2 separate regions of the Homo sapiens genome follow, and region 1 is linked to region 2. A link is a contact called in ENCODE Hi-C data. All regions are on one chromosome and are shown on one strand. The core of a region is the stretch at or near the end of the contact, and the rest is flanking DNA. Distances in the headings are between cores, read along the strand shown. Region 1 holds the start of PTCSC2 (papillary thyroid carcinoma susceptibility candidate 2). Region 2 holds the start of BARX1-DT (BARX1 divergent transcript).

Evidence for each region. A loop is a pair of places that touch in the nucleus more often than their neighbours do. Pooled maps may share reads with other maps.
Region 1: a loop to region 2 is called in a map of naive thymus-derived CD4-positive, alpha-beta T cell, with 10 times the contacts of the local background. The contact joins the promoter of PTCSC2 here to the promoter of BARX1-DT in region 2. A Hi-C loop is called at or near these places in 1 of 168 maps with a recorded cell type or tissue (naive thymus-derived CD4-positive, alpha-beta T cell), 2 of 37 single-sample maps with no recorded cell type and 7 of 50 pooled maps.

What each region holds. Positions count from the first base shown.
Region 1 is chr9:97,849,850-97,856,193 of GRCh38, reverse strand. It overlaps PTCSC2 (papillary thyroid carcinoma susceptibility candidate 2), which reads left to right and starts at 3,114. Exons shown (of 11, transcript NR_147055.1): 1 at 3,114-3,278. It overlaps FOXE1 (forkhead box E1), which reads right to left and starts at 2,968. Exons shown (of 1, transcript NM_004473.4): 1 at 1-2,968. The coding sequence starts at 2,279. The coding sequence ends at 1,158. RefSeq lists an enhancer at 4,000-4,501.
Region 2 is chr9:93,951,930-93,958,513 of GRCh38, reverse strand. It overlaps BARX1-DT (BARX1 divergent transcript), which reads right to left and starts at 2,680. Exons shown (of 2, transcript NR_144455.1): 1 at 1,646-2,680; 2 at 592-1,001. BARX1 (BARX homeobox 1) reads left to right here and starts at 3,159. Exons shown (of 4, transcript NM_021570.4): 1 at 3,159-3,590; 2 at 5,327-5,618; 3 at 5,701-5,785; 4 at 6,186-6,584. The coding sequence starts at 3,368. The coding sequence ends at 6,350. LOC124902216 (a long non-coding RNA gene) reads right to left here and starts at 2,988. Exons shown (of 3, transcript XR_007061672.1): 1 at 2,874-2,988. RefSeq lists enhancers at 2,103-2,633, 2,634-3,165, 4,577-5,140, 5,141-5,705.

The DNA of each region.
Region 1 (6,344 bases), core at 1,865-4,364, 3.9 Mb before region 2:
ATTTTTCTCTTTCCTTTTTGCATGGGGGAGGCTGCTGAGGTGTAGCAGGGGGTGCTGGGGATGGAAGAGCCCTCCCCAGCTACTGAAAGGCGTCACCAACGGGCTCCTTGAATCCTCTCATCTCCTTAAACTTTAGTTCACCCTTTGGGTCCAGGGCTGCGTGATGACAAGAAACAGTGGACAAATGAACGAATGTACTTCTCTCTGCCTTATAATGGAAAAGCAGATTTATGACTGGGCAGTAACAGCCATGAAATTACCAGCACGTCCTGCTCAAAAGTTCAATAAGTTATGATATAATTGCTGCCTGGAGCCAATCCTGGGACTTTAGGTTAGACGCTTGGCCATGAACTCTTTTCCGTTCCCTAGAACAGCGGCTAGGCTTTGGGTGGCTACTCAGAGGCCCTGGGTGGCCCACCATTGCTGCCAAATACGCAGGGCAGCATCCAAGATGATGGGGCCCTGAATGATAACCCGGGGGCGGTGGATAGAGTCCTGCAGCCCTCTAGTGTAACAGATGGGGGAGACTGAAGGTTCAGGTGATGGGACTGGAGTGCTGACGCACAGTTCAACTCGGAGCTAGGTCTCAAGTTCTCAGAGACAGGGAAAACCAGCCCAGGTCAACCAGAGCAGAGATTTCTCCAATTTAAAAAAGAAGAAAAGCCTATTTCTTTTGCAAATTTGTCCTCCTCACTTTAAGAAGAAAGGCGCTGCCGCAGCCTTTTATTGTAGTAACGCAGTTAAAGGCACTAGAGGACGAACCGCGTAAAAAGGCCCGAGTTCCGGCAGCACATGGAAGGCTGAAACTGATTCCCCACAATTTGGATCCTGGTCTCTGGTGTTGACACTACGCTGCCCTCTGGTTACCGCCAAGGACCCTCCCCGATAGAATACCAGAAAGCATCCCGTTTGAGGGCTTCGCTCCATCGAGGGTCCCTGTGCCAGTCCAAGGGCTCTGGCTGCCTCGCCCCACCTCCTCCCGTTTACAGAGTACACCGGGTGCCTACGCTGTGCGCGGGGAGACCGAGCCTCTGTGGCCTGCTCGGTCTTTTCCACGTGGGTCCCAGTTGAGTCCTCTCTCCATTCCTGTTCGTTCTCAGATTGCGGGGAACGTGTGAACAGCCGATGTGTCTATGAGTTTTCGTCCCTACGCTGGCTCACATGGCGGACACGAACCGATCTATCCCACCGGGATAAGCGGCAGCATGGCGAGCATGGTAGGCGCCTGCACTGGCCCCTCCGAGCTGCCCGCCAGGGTTGTAGCAGGCTCCCAGCGCTCCGAACTGGCCGGGCGACGTGCGCCCGTAGAAGTCCACCGTGGTCTCCACGCCGCCACTGCTGCCGCCCGCTGGGGGCGAAGCGGGTCCCGCCAGGCGGCCAGCAGCGGCAAAGATCGCACTGCCGGCGCCCTGCGGGTACGCGCCGTCGGGGCCCGCGTAGGCAGCCGCATAGGCGGAGGGGTTGGCCGGCCGGGCCCCGGTGCAGCCTGCGGGCTGGTAGCCGGTGGTGGTAGCGGGGGCGCCGGCGGAGGCAAAGGCGCAAGAGCCGCCGGGCCCCGACGGTGCGGGCCCCAGCTCTGGGCTGAGCGGCCGCTCAGGAACCAGGCCGAAGACGCGGCAAGGGCCGGGCGACGCCGCGGGGTAGTAGACTGGAGGCGGCGCGGCCAGCGACGGCGGCGCGTAGCCTGCATAGACGGCGCCCGGGTAGGGGGGGCGCGCGGCGGGCACCGCGCCTGGGAAGATGGCGGCGGCGGCGGCGGCGGCGGCGGCGGCGGCTGCGGCAGCCGCCGCGTCGTGCATGTAAGCCGGGTAGGTGGAGAGGTCCGAGCGCTTGAAGCGCTTGCGGCGGCGCAGGAAGCTGCCGCTCTCGAACATGTCCTCCGCGTTGGGGTCAAGCGCCCAGTAGTTGCCCTTACCCGGGCGGCCGGCCTCGCGCGGGATCTTGAGGAAGCAGTCGTTGAGTGTGAGGTTGTGGCGGATGCTGTTCTGCCACTTTTTGGGGTTGTCGCGGTAGAAGGGGAAGCGCTCGGTGATGAACTTGTAGATGCCGCCCAGCGTGAGGCGGCGCTCGGGCGCGTGCGCGATGGCCATGGCGATGAGCGCGATGTAGCTGTAGGGCGGCTTCCCGCGCTGCAGGGGGCGCTTGCGGCGCCGCCCGCCCGCCCCGCGGCCCGTGGCCTCCCCTGGGACCCCGGCCCCTGCTGCCGTCTCGCCGCGCTCTTCCTTCACGGTAGCCAGCACCTCCGGCTGCGGCGGCGGCGGCCCGCTCTCGGCAGTCATGGCGCGGGCGTCCCGCACCCCCGGGCTCTGGATCCCCGCGGCTGTCGGGGGGCGGGGGCGGGCCTGGCGTCCCCGGAACGGACGCTCGGCCCTTCTGCGGAGAGCTCAGGGGATCGTCGCGGGCTGGCCCCGAGAGCCCAGCGGCCCAGGCTGGCACGCGCTGGAGGCTCAGCGTCCGTGGTCTGGGGCTGGCGCGGTGCAGACAGAGGCTCGGGAGTGACCCGCTAGCCGACGGCTCAGCCCGCGTGGTGCTTCTCGAGGCGGGCAGCGGCGGTGGCCTCGTGACCGGGACTGGACTCTGGTCTCCGGCTGAAGGGTCCCTTGCGCGCTGGTGCCGGGCGGTCGAGGGGTCCGGAAGTGATCCCTGGGTTGGGGTGGCTGCAGCTGGTCTGTGGTGCCCGCTAGTTTAGGATTACTGCCTAGGTTGTGCGCGCAGAAGAGGCTTCGGGCTCGAAGGCCAGAGCGAGGGCAGTTAGTACTGGCGCTGGGCGATCTGGCGGGGGCCGCCCATGCCCTGCCCCCGAGGCCAAGGTGGCCGTAAGCGCCACGGGCAGAGAGGCGAGGCGGGGGCAGCGAGGTCGGGGCGCGGGCCCAGGCGGGGCGACCTGAGGCTGGTCCTCTCCACGGCGTGGGTCTCCAGCCCTGCGGACCGCTGGCGAGGCGCTCCCCTGCACACACCGGACCGGCTCCTCCCTCCGCCGGCTTCCCCTCCTTAAAGGGGCCACGAAGCGTGGGGCGGCACCGGTTCCCTGCCCGCCCCCCGACTGCCCGCCCCCCGGGGCCCGGGCGCACCTCCCCAGGTAGGAGCAGCTGTGGCGGCGCGGTAGGAGCCCCACAGCGTCAGGGCGGGGAGGGCGCTTGGAGATCCCCCGGGTCGGCCCCCTCCGCACCCCGATCGACTGAGGCCCGGAGAGTTCAGGAACCGGCTCGGGAGACCTCAGCGCCCGAACTCGGAGTTTTCGGACTTTTCAGGCCTCTGCCAAGGGCTTGGACTCGCAGGTGAAAGGACGGGCTCATCTCACTTTTTTGTCCTGAGAGGGTGAGAATTGGCCGAGAGGGCGCTTGGTTTTTGTGGGAATGGGGAGGGAGAAGTTCCAGGAGACTGGCTCCCCGGGCCTTTCAGGATGGTTTCCAAACCCCAATCGTGGCTGCCACAGCCACTCGGCACTCCAGTCCCCCCATCTTTCGAATGAGTATTCCTAGGCCCGAAAGGGAAGGTGACTTGCCATGGCCCCACTGCGGCTTCTCCGCTTAGCGGAGTCTCCAACCTGCGTCTCCTTTAGGACTGCGCTTCCCAACTGTGTGGTAGAGGTAGCCGCTTTCCCTTTTTGGGCCCCAGGTCCCTCGACTGTACCGGGGTCTGGATCTCTCAAGAGTCCTTGCGTGGTAGATATTTAGGGATAGGCCAATCACCACCCCCAATCATCCGTCTTTGAGAGGCCCAGGATCTGTCTCTATTTGATGGATAGTGGTGCACGGATTAAAGACGACGCAGGATAGGTAACCTCCTCCTCCAATCCCCCGGGACCAGGGTAGCTCTGAAGACCCCCAGAGGCAGCCAAGCAGCCCCTTCCCGCAGCGGGGAGTGAGGGCTGCGGGTAATGGGGGAGTGGGAAGAGAGCGGTGGCCGGGTGGGCGCGTCTCCGGGGGAAGGGGCGGGCAGTCGGGACACGTTTGCTTCATGGGTGTCCAATTTCTGAGTTCCTTTCCTGCTGTCCCTGAGCCGGAACTTGGTCCTAACCTGAGATCCTCGCGGCGCGGCCCCTCTGGCCCGGGTTCGTTCCCTGGCCATTCACTGGGAGATCCAGGGCCTGTCCTTGTCCCCTCGCAGGGCCTCAGTGTTCTACTCTGTTAAATAGCAGCTGGAGGGCGTGTGCTGATCTCCGAGGCCCCTGCTACGTATAGGATTCCGGGCCTTGGCGCGGGTTCCAGTGGCTCCAGCCCGGACGCAGCTTTCCGGGGTGGGGGGGGGGGGCGGGCCGGGGCTGTGGGTGCAGAGCCGCGCGGATGGTGGTGCCAGGTGAGTGTGGGAGATCCCAAGACGAGAGTTCTGGCCAGTAACGGGTGGCATGCCTTCCAGGGTTTTAGTCGCGTTCTTCGTGGCGGTGAGCTGAGGGCAGGCTAAGCCCGGCCAAGCGTTGGGCAGCTGCCTTCGGAAGAGCGAGGCAAAGCCCAGATCCTTGCTCCGTCGACCCGGTGTGTGGAAACGCTCAAAGCGTTTGCTTGACAACCTTCTGCGGCAGAGGGTTGGTCGAACGAAGGGAGAGGGGCTTTACACTCGCTAAACAAAACTCCTGGTTTCCTTCTTCCCAAGTAATGGAGAAGCAAAAAACCCAGATTTCGTCCTGTTTCGTTTTTACAAAGGAGGAAAAACTTCAAATTTTAAAATTTTTAACTGGATTATATTATAGGCACCTTTTAATACGGGATTTCGTGGCTCTCAGTAACTTTCAAGATTCTGAGATTCAGATATCTAGATTTTAAATTCTGGACGACCGTTGTCCTAACGTGATTCCATAAATCTAAAGAATGCGATCCTGCGATCCTGCGACCCTGTAATTCTAAGATTCCAAGACTGGGAGTCTAACTTTGACTATGCTTATATTCCTTTGACTTAAGCTTCTAGTCAAAGTCTAAAAACCTATGTATTAAGATACTGGGACTAAACCAGGCACGGTGGCGGGAGCCTGTAGTCCCAGCTACTGGAGGTTAAGGCAGGAAGATCGCTTGAGCCCAGGAGTTCCAGGCTGTAGTGCACAATCATTGTGCCTGTGAGTAGCCACAGCACTCCAGCCTGTGCAGCAAAGGGAGACCCGGTCTCTTAAAAGCAAAACAAAACAAACAAAAAACGGGGACCTAAGATTTTGTGCCTGAAAATATGATGCCACTCTTGAAGCTGCCACTTCTCCAGTTTTTTATTTTTTCCACTCTAAGTTATATATTATTTAATTTGAATTCCTGTTTAGGAATGTCTGATTGGAAGAATTTGAATCCTGTAAATCCGCAGTTCTCTCCTTCCTTAATTCTAAAATGTTAGTGCTGGATCTGCTATTCTGTAGTTCAAATAATCTGATTCCAATAATTCTTCTAATGTTTGTGATTATATGCTGTAATGATTAGTCCCATGACTTTATGATCCTCTACTTTTAAGCTGCAACGACTATGGCTAAAAGCCTTCTTGTCTCAGGATTTTCTGTTCTTCAGTGTCTTGTGTCTGTGACCTCATTCTTCTAGAATTCTGATGGTTTTCTCAAACTTTGTTAATATCAAGCTACTCCTGTGGCCGAGACCAAATACCTAGCATCATGAGATTAGAATTTCCAAGATCATGATTCTAAGATTTTCGCAAACCAAGGACCCCTAAATTTCTATTTCATAAATGTTCTCTTTGAATAATGCATTTGAAGATTCTGTGAGTCCACAGTGAGTTCACATTAAATGATTTGGTGAGTACACAGGTCACAAGTTTACCCGTTTGGATCAAAACCATACACAAAAATCTCCTCGGGGCATTTCCTATCTCTTCCCATTGCTTCCTTCTCAGTTTCTTGAGAAGGAACATGGTCATGGCCAAGTCCTCCCCTCTTCTCTGCCACAGTGCTCCTTAACGTTTATGAATCATCTGGAAGTTAGGAAGGGCAGGTTCCAGACCCTTGGAAATCATTCTCCCAATCCAGCAGGGGTGGGTTGGTGTTGATGTGGGCAGGCCAGTGATTTCTGCTTCCCACTGATCTTCAGCCCTTCAAGTATTCCCAGCACCCCTGGAGAAGCCAGCCTGCAGCAGGCCATTTTATGTGCATAGGGGGCTGGAGGTGCTATTGGGAATCTTTAGAAGATGTTCTTCTGCAACAGCTGCTTTCCTCAGTTTTGAATGGGCGACTTTGTAAATAAAAACGAGAGGGGTCCAAGGAGTCAAGGAAAATTCCTCCAGATTCCTTGACGGAGATTCCCCTGCATGCAGACGCAGAGGTAACCAGTTCTTCTATTAAAGAAACCATGGAAATTCAAGCTGGAAGGAGACTGGGCCTGGATTGTGGAAGGGACTTGTAGAGAGAAAAGCCTTGG
Region 2 (6,584 bases), core at 1,431-3,930:
CCAGACTGCACCCCACTGGGGAGGAGGCTTCCCCTCTCTGGGCCTCGGTGTCCTCGACAGGGAGGGGGTTCCCCTTCTCTGGGACCCTCTTTTTTCGGCCGCCAACGCGGCAGTGCCTGAGCAGAGGAGGCCCCGCCGCCGCCGCCGTTTTTGTGTAATTTTCGCCTAAAAGGGGTTTATCTGCTGGTTTGCCCTGGGGTCGGGCGACGGGGAGGCTGTGTCTATCAAGAGCCGGGGGATCAGGGACAGACCTACAAGGGAGGTGTTTTGGGCGACCGGGGGCAGGACCCTGGCTCTCTCAGCCCCTGGAGCCAGCTGCGGTCTCCCAAAGTTCCCTAGGCGCTGGGCATTCTCCTTCCAGCCCTCAGGGCCTCATTCCCAAAGCCACCCTCTGCTCATGCTGCAGGGCTGGCCTGGGGCTGCAGGAAATGGTCCTGGCCAGAGTCCAAGGAGCTGGGGGTGCACACCTGTGGAATGGGGTGAGGGCTGGGCTGCACTACTCTTTTGACTCCCCAAAATCTAGAGATGAGGCCTCCATCCTGAAAATGACCCCCTTCCCCACAAGCTGACCAAGAAGCTACCCCAGGGGGATGGCTCATAGTAAAATAAGTTTAGTGACAGCTGATGAACAGTGTGATCCCCAAATCCTTGGATCTGGAATCTGGGGACCCATTTTGAGGATGTGAGACCCTCAGGTCTTGAGCATGGGGCAGAGATGGTTCAAATTTGGGTAGCTTCTGTTAGGGCCCAAATAACAGGGGATGGGACAGAGGCTAGCTGGGCCTACTCAGGGGAGAAACCACCACTAGGCTATGCCCTTAGGGAGATGCAGAAGCCAGGGGGTGAGGAAGGGGCAGGGGCCCTGCTAAGATGGGGGAGGTGAGGGAGGAAGCCGGAAAAAGGAGCTTGATATGGCTCTGTACAAGAAGCAATAGTAAACCAGCCCTACTCACTGGAGTCCCTGCACCAGGGCTGCCTCTTGCTGGGCCTCAGTTTCCCATCTGAAAAAGGAGATGGTTGGATTGAGTGATACTATTGCACTCATCTAGGGAGGGTTCTCTGAGTCTACCCGTTGATAGGGGGAGCCTGACTGGGCTGCCCCAGCCTCCCAGGAGACACTGGCTTGTTTCTATTTGCCAGGTAGGATGTCAGTGGCTGCTTGGCCAACAGCGACAGGGCCAGCTTCCTGGTCTCTTGGTCTCTCAGGAGGAGGCCTGCTCAGTGTGGGATACTGTTGCTCTTAGTGCGCCCCTCTCCACCCTTTCCAAAGAACCATGTAGGCTCACAGCACCACTCTCCGAGGGAGTCCGAAGCAACTGGCGGCCATTGAGGCCACCTTCTTTCAGTCCCAATGGTAACTCTGAGTTCAGAAAGTCATGCAACAACTGGGAAGGAGAGACAGTGGGCTCTTGGGACTGGGATCTTACCAGAGTAAGGTAGTCTTTGTCCTCACTCCAGGCCCTACAGACAAAGGATCTGGGCCACTTCCTAGTCCCCACCTGCCCCCCACCCCCACTCCCGAGTCTGGGGCAGGTGCCAGGGACTGAGGGCCAGCCTGAAGGCCTCCCCACCAGCAGCTGGAGCTGGAGAAAGGACTTCAACTTGGGTGGGGGGCATGGCTGTAGGTGTGGTAAGCCCTAGTTACCTGAGGTAAAGACTGAGGCCCCACATGGAGCTCACAGAGGAAGTCCGGGTGGCCCAGGACACCCCCAGTGCATCAGGCGCTGACTGGCAATGGTGGATGGGGCTAGGAGGTAGGCCCTGTGATTCCTGAGAAGGAGGAGGGCAGATGCTCCTCCCCCAACCTCCTGGGGACACTTCTCCCCTCTTGCCTGGAGGAACTGTTTTCTCTCCAAACAGACCTAAGGGCTCCCAGGGTGCAGGACCCTCGGAGTGCAGGACCCCCTCACTGAGTTCTCACAGTCTCTCTGGAGCCAAAGGTCAGCATCTCCTCAGGACAGGTAAGGAAACAGGCCCAGAAAGGGTCAGTGGTTTCACCAGTAGTGGCAGGACCAAAGAGAGGAGTTCAGCGTAGGGTAGCTTTGGGGTTGTTCACTCCACGGCTTGGGCTTATACTCTTCTAAGGATGGAAAGAAAGATCTAGAGAAGGTACTGCCAACTTCCTCCACCATGTTGGAGCTTTTGAGGCTCCGCAATGGAGCCAGGTCCCACCAGAGTTTGGTCTTTACACTCTCAGAGCACCCACTGGCCCCCTGGCCCCAACTCCGCCCAGTAACAGTTTCTTGATGCCCCAAAGCTGGGAAAAGGCAAAGCTGCATCCTTCCCTTCTCCTCGAATCCTTTTCCTTTTCTAACTAGGGGGATGTAACCAGCCTACAGTCTTCTGGGGGCTGTCAAGGAGGATGTGTCCATGGATCACTTGAATTTCCAATTCAAGCAAATCTCGGCTGGAGAACATTTTTCTCTCAGGGCAGCCCGGAGAGAAATGAGGCCGTACATGGTAAACTGAGGCAGAGGTGGGAGGGGTGCACAGGTGCCGCTACCGCTCTGCCCCTTGCATCCCTGAACGCTGCCTCACCCTTGCCGGGTTGGCGGTGTTGAGCCCGGGACTGGAGGCTGCTTGAGACCACCTCCTTCCCAGCTGAGGAGCGCGGCCTTTGCCCCTCCTCCTCCCGACCTTTCCGGGGCTACCTAAAAGCCGATCAAGCCGCCGGTTTTCTAGCTGTTCCCATTTCTTTACCGCCCCCTTCCTCTGCCCCGCCTGCCTCTGTGCCCTCCGTCACGTCACAGCCCGCTGGCTCTCACGCCTCTTTTGGTCTCTCTGCGCACATCTCGGTGGCGTCTCTGGTGCCCTCACATCACTGTCTGGAATCTTGTTTGGCCCACGCCGTCTGCCTCTGCCCCTTCTCTCACCTGTGTCGTTTGATCCCTCCGACTCTCGTCTCTGGGGGTCTTGCCTCCCGAACTCTCCGGCTCTCTCCTTCCAGGGCGTGCGCTCCGCTCAGTCTCCCTCGGTCTCGGTCGGCCGGCCTCTTTCACGTGGCCCCCTCCTTTTTGGCCTCCCTTCCGCCTCCCTCCCTTCTGGGTCCCTCCCTCCGGCTCAGCCTAGGGGTTGGGGGCGGCGGCGCGGGGCGGGGCGGGGCGGGGCGGTGACGCGGGGCTGGCCGGGCAAGAGGCGCGGCGGCGTGGGGAGGGGGCGCAGTCCCGGGTTCGACCGGCCGAGCCCCGCGCGCCCCGCCCGCGCCCTGCGCCTCCGCCCGGCCGGCCGGCGGGGGAGGGGGCATGAGCCGGCGCCCGCGCGCCGCCCCGAGCTGCGGGCCGGCCTAGAGCCCCGCGCGGGCCCCGCGCCGGAGCCAAGCCGTCGCCGCCGCCGCCGCCAAACCGCGGGCGCAGCAGTGGGCGCCGCGATGCAGCGGCCGGGGGAGCCGGGCGCCGCGCGCTTCGGCCCGCCCGAGGGCTGCGCGGACCACCGGCCGCACCGCTATCGCAGCTTCATGATTGAGGAGATCCTCACGGAGCCACCCGGGCCCAAGGGCGCCGCGCCCGCAGCCGCCGCTGCCGCGGCGGGCGAGCTGCTGAAGTTCGGCGTGCAGGCGCTGCTGGCGGCGCGGCCCTTCCACAGCCACCTGGGTACGTGTGGCGGCCGCGGGGTCGCGGGCCGGGCTTGGCGGGAGACAGCGAGCTGAACCGCGGGGGCGCCCCGAGCCTCCTCCGGCATCGAAGCAGCCCCGGGAAGCTGCTCTGGGAGCGCAGGTTCTGGGACCGTCTCTCGGAGCCCTCCAGGCGGGAGGCGGAGGGTGCAAGCTCCAGGCCTCACAGAAACCAGGCCTCGTGCCCGCGGGCCGCCCGGGGAGGGTGTTCGCTCTTTCCTTCACTGCTTCCCTTCGGCCTCCAGCCCGGGGACCCCGAGTGAGCATCCCCAGTGCAGGCGCACTGCCAGGCTACGGACTCTCGTGGGTGGAAGCGACCTCAGGCCACGGGCGCCTGGGCTTCGCCGCAGAGGGATGGCCGGGAGTGGCCGCGGCTGCCCAACCCAGGGAAGTCGGACCTCTGGGGAGGAGGCCTGCGCTCCCGAGGGCTGGGTGCTGACGCGGGCCCAAGCCGGCCCGGAGTCCCCGGGAGCTCCAGCGGGCGAGGAACGCGGCCTTGGCCGCAGTGCGGACCTGCTTCGGCCTTGCCTTGGGGCCAGAGGCCTGACTGTGAGCAGCTGCCTGGCTGTCCCTTCTGGTTTCAGGTCGGCTGGGCCTCTGCAGGGCTTGAACGGCCTGCGCAGACCTTTTCAGCTTCTGCCCTTTCTTCTAATTTGGCGGGGCCTGCTCTGCCCTGATGGTGCTGTCTCCATCGCACTCCACCCTCGTCTTGTCTTTCCCTATCTCGCTTTCCAACCGTCTGCCGGTCGGCCTCCCTCGCTTCTCTCATTGGGGTCGGCCTGCCTCCCATCTCCCACCTTTTCCCTACGGGTCCTCTGCCCCACATTTACCTGCGCCTTGCCCTGCCCTTTCCGACTCCAGCCAGGCTAGGACTCGCACCTCAGTGACAGGCCTGTCGGGGAAGGGAGGCTCCTACGCTGTAGCCGGGACCCCAGCCCTTCAAGTCGCCTTCCCTGCACCCCCCCACCTCCTAGTCGGTGCTCCCTAGCCTGGAGACGGCAGGGCCAGCGCGCTCCTTCTAAGTCCAGCTGGGACTCGGCCATTCGGCTACCTTTCGTCTCCATCTGCTCTGTTGCTACTAATTCGTTTGAAGCGGGCACACAATCATTTTAGGACTGAAGAAAATGGAAACATCTGCATGGGGAAGCGTCTGAAAATAGAAAACGTGAACAATAATTTCCAGGTTCTCAGGGTACTTTGGAATTTCCGGGAAGCACCCAACTCCGGCCCAGATGACTCCTGGCCACCGCATGGCTGTTGTGCCACGCACGGAAGAGCAAATGTGCACGCTCCGTGCATGTTCTTTTTCTAACGCAGCAAGGCTGATTTGGTTGGAGCAAACGCCATCTTCTTAGGACCAGCTGCCGTTTTCTTTTTGGTTTCTACTTTCCCCGAAAGACAAGACACACTCCGAGTTTCTCGCAGCTGCAAACATGTTCATCAGGAACCCCGAGATCTCAGAGGCAGCTGAGGCCTGGGGAACTCCAGGACAGAACACGGACAGGGTCGAGGAGATACTCCCTCCCAAATCTGGGGAACGGCAACGTTGAGGAGGGTCTCCATCTGCGCCACCGGCGCCGACCGGCAGGGCGTGGAGGTTTTGCGCTGGGAGGCACTGGCCAAGCGCGAGCACCCCCGCGGCACGTGGTGCGGCAGTCCCTGGGGCAGAGGAGCGCGGCCGTAGCTCACCCGGGTCCTCATTCTCTTTCTTCGCAGCCGTGCTGAAGGCCGAGCAGGCGGCGGTGTTCAAGTTCCCACTGGCGCCGCTGGGCTGTTCAGGGCTGAGCTCTGCGTTGCTGGCGGCAGGGCCCGGGCTGCCCGGCGCCGCGGGTGCGCCACACCTGCCGCTCGAGTTGCAGCTCCGCGGGAAGCTGGAGGCGGCAGGCCCTGGGGAGCCAGGCACCAAAGCCAAGAAGGGGCGTCGGAGCCGCACTGTGTTCACCGAGCTGCAGCTGATGGGCCTGGAGAAACGCTTCGAGAAGCAGAAGTACCTTTCCACGCCGGACAGGTAGGGCGGTACAAGGCTGGGGCCAGCGGGCTGTGGGAGTGTGGTCACTTGCCTTGCTGAGGGTGCGCCCTGCTCTTTCCAGAATAGATCTTGCTGAGTCCCTGGGCCTGAGCCAGTTGCAGGTGAAGACGTGGTACCAGAATCGGAGGATGAAGTGGAAGAAAATAGTGAGTGTGCCTGGTGGCTTCCCACCCCTCAGCTTCCTGGGCCATGCCCCGGTGCATGCAGAGCTGCTCTCCTCTTTCTCCCCACTGAGACTCTGCCCAACCCCCCGATTCCCTCGGTGCCTGGTACGCACCGGAATCCTCTCAGTTTTTTCTGCCCCTTGGGTAAGCCAACATTTCGTCCTTTCCCGCGGCACCTTCAGGCCTCCTGGCAGTCTTATGCTCCCCAGGCCGGGCCGCTCCCCAGGCGGCATTTGGACAAATGGCCGCCATTTCCCGGGACATTTCCCCACCATTTCCTCATATGGACCCTGCACTCCTTAGTCCTACCTGGGTTCAAGTCTCCTCGGGGGTCCCCAGTCCACGTGCTGGCTCACCCAGGTGCTGGCGGTCCCCCGTGCAGGTGCTGCAGGGCGGCGGCCTGGAGTCTCCCACCAAGCCCAAGGGGCGGCCCAAGAAGAACTCAATTCCAACGAGCGAGCAGCTTACTGAGCAGGAGCGCGCCAAGGATGCAGAGAAACCGGCGGAGGTGCCGGGCGAGCCCAGCGACAGGAGCCGCGAGGACTGAGGGCGGTATACGGTGCGGGGCCTGGGATGCCCGCGCCACCCGCAGCCCCCTCACTCGGCGGAAACCCGCGAGCCGGCCCTTCCGCGTCCAAGAAGTTTACTTCCTAAGCCTTTTTATTATGATCTTGAATGCGGACAATTGGGGCCAAACGAGGAAGGACACAGACCCAAAAGCCAGACCCAGGTCCCAGCGCGCTTCTGGGCTCTAACCTGGGAGACTCGCATCCAGCCCGGC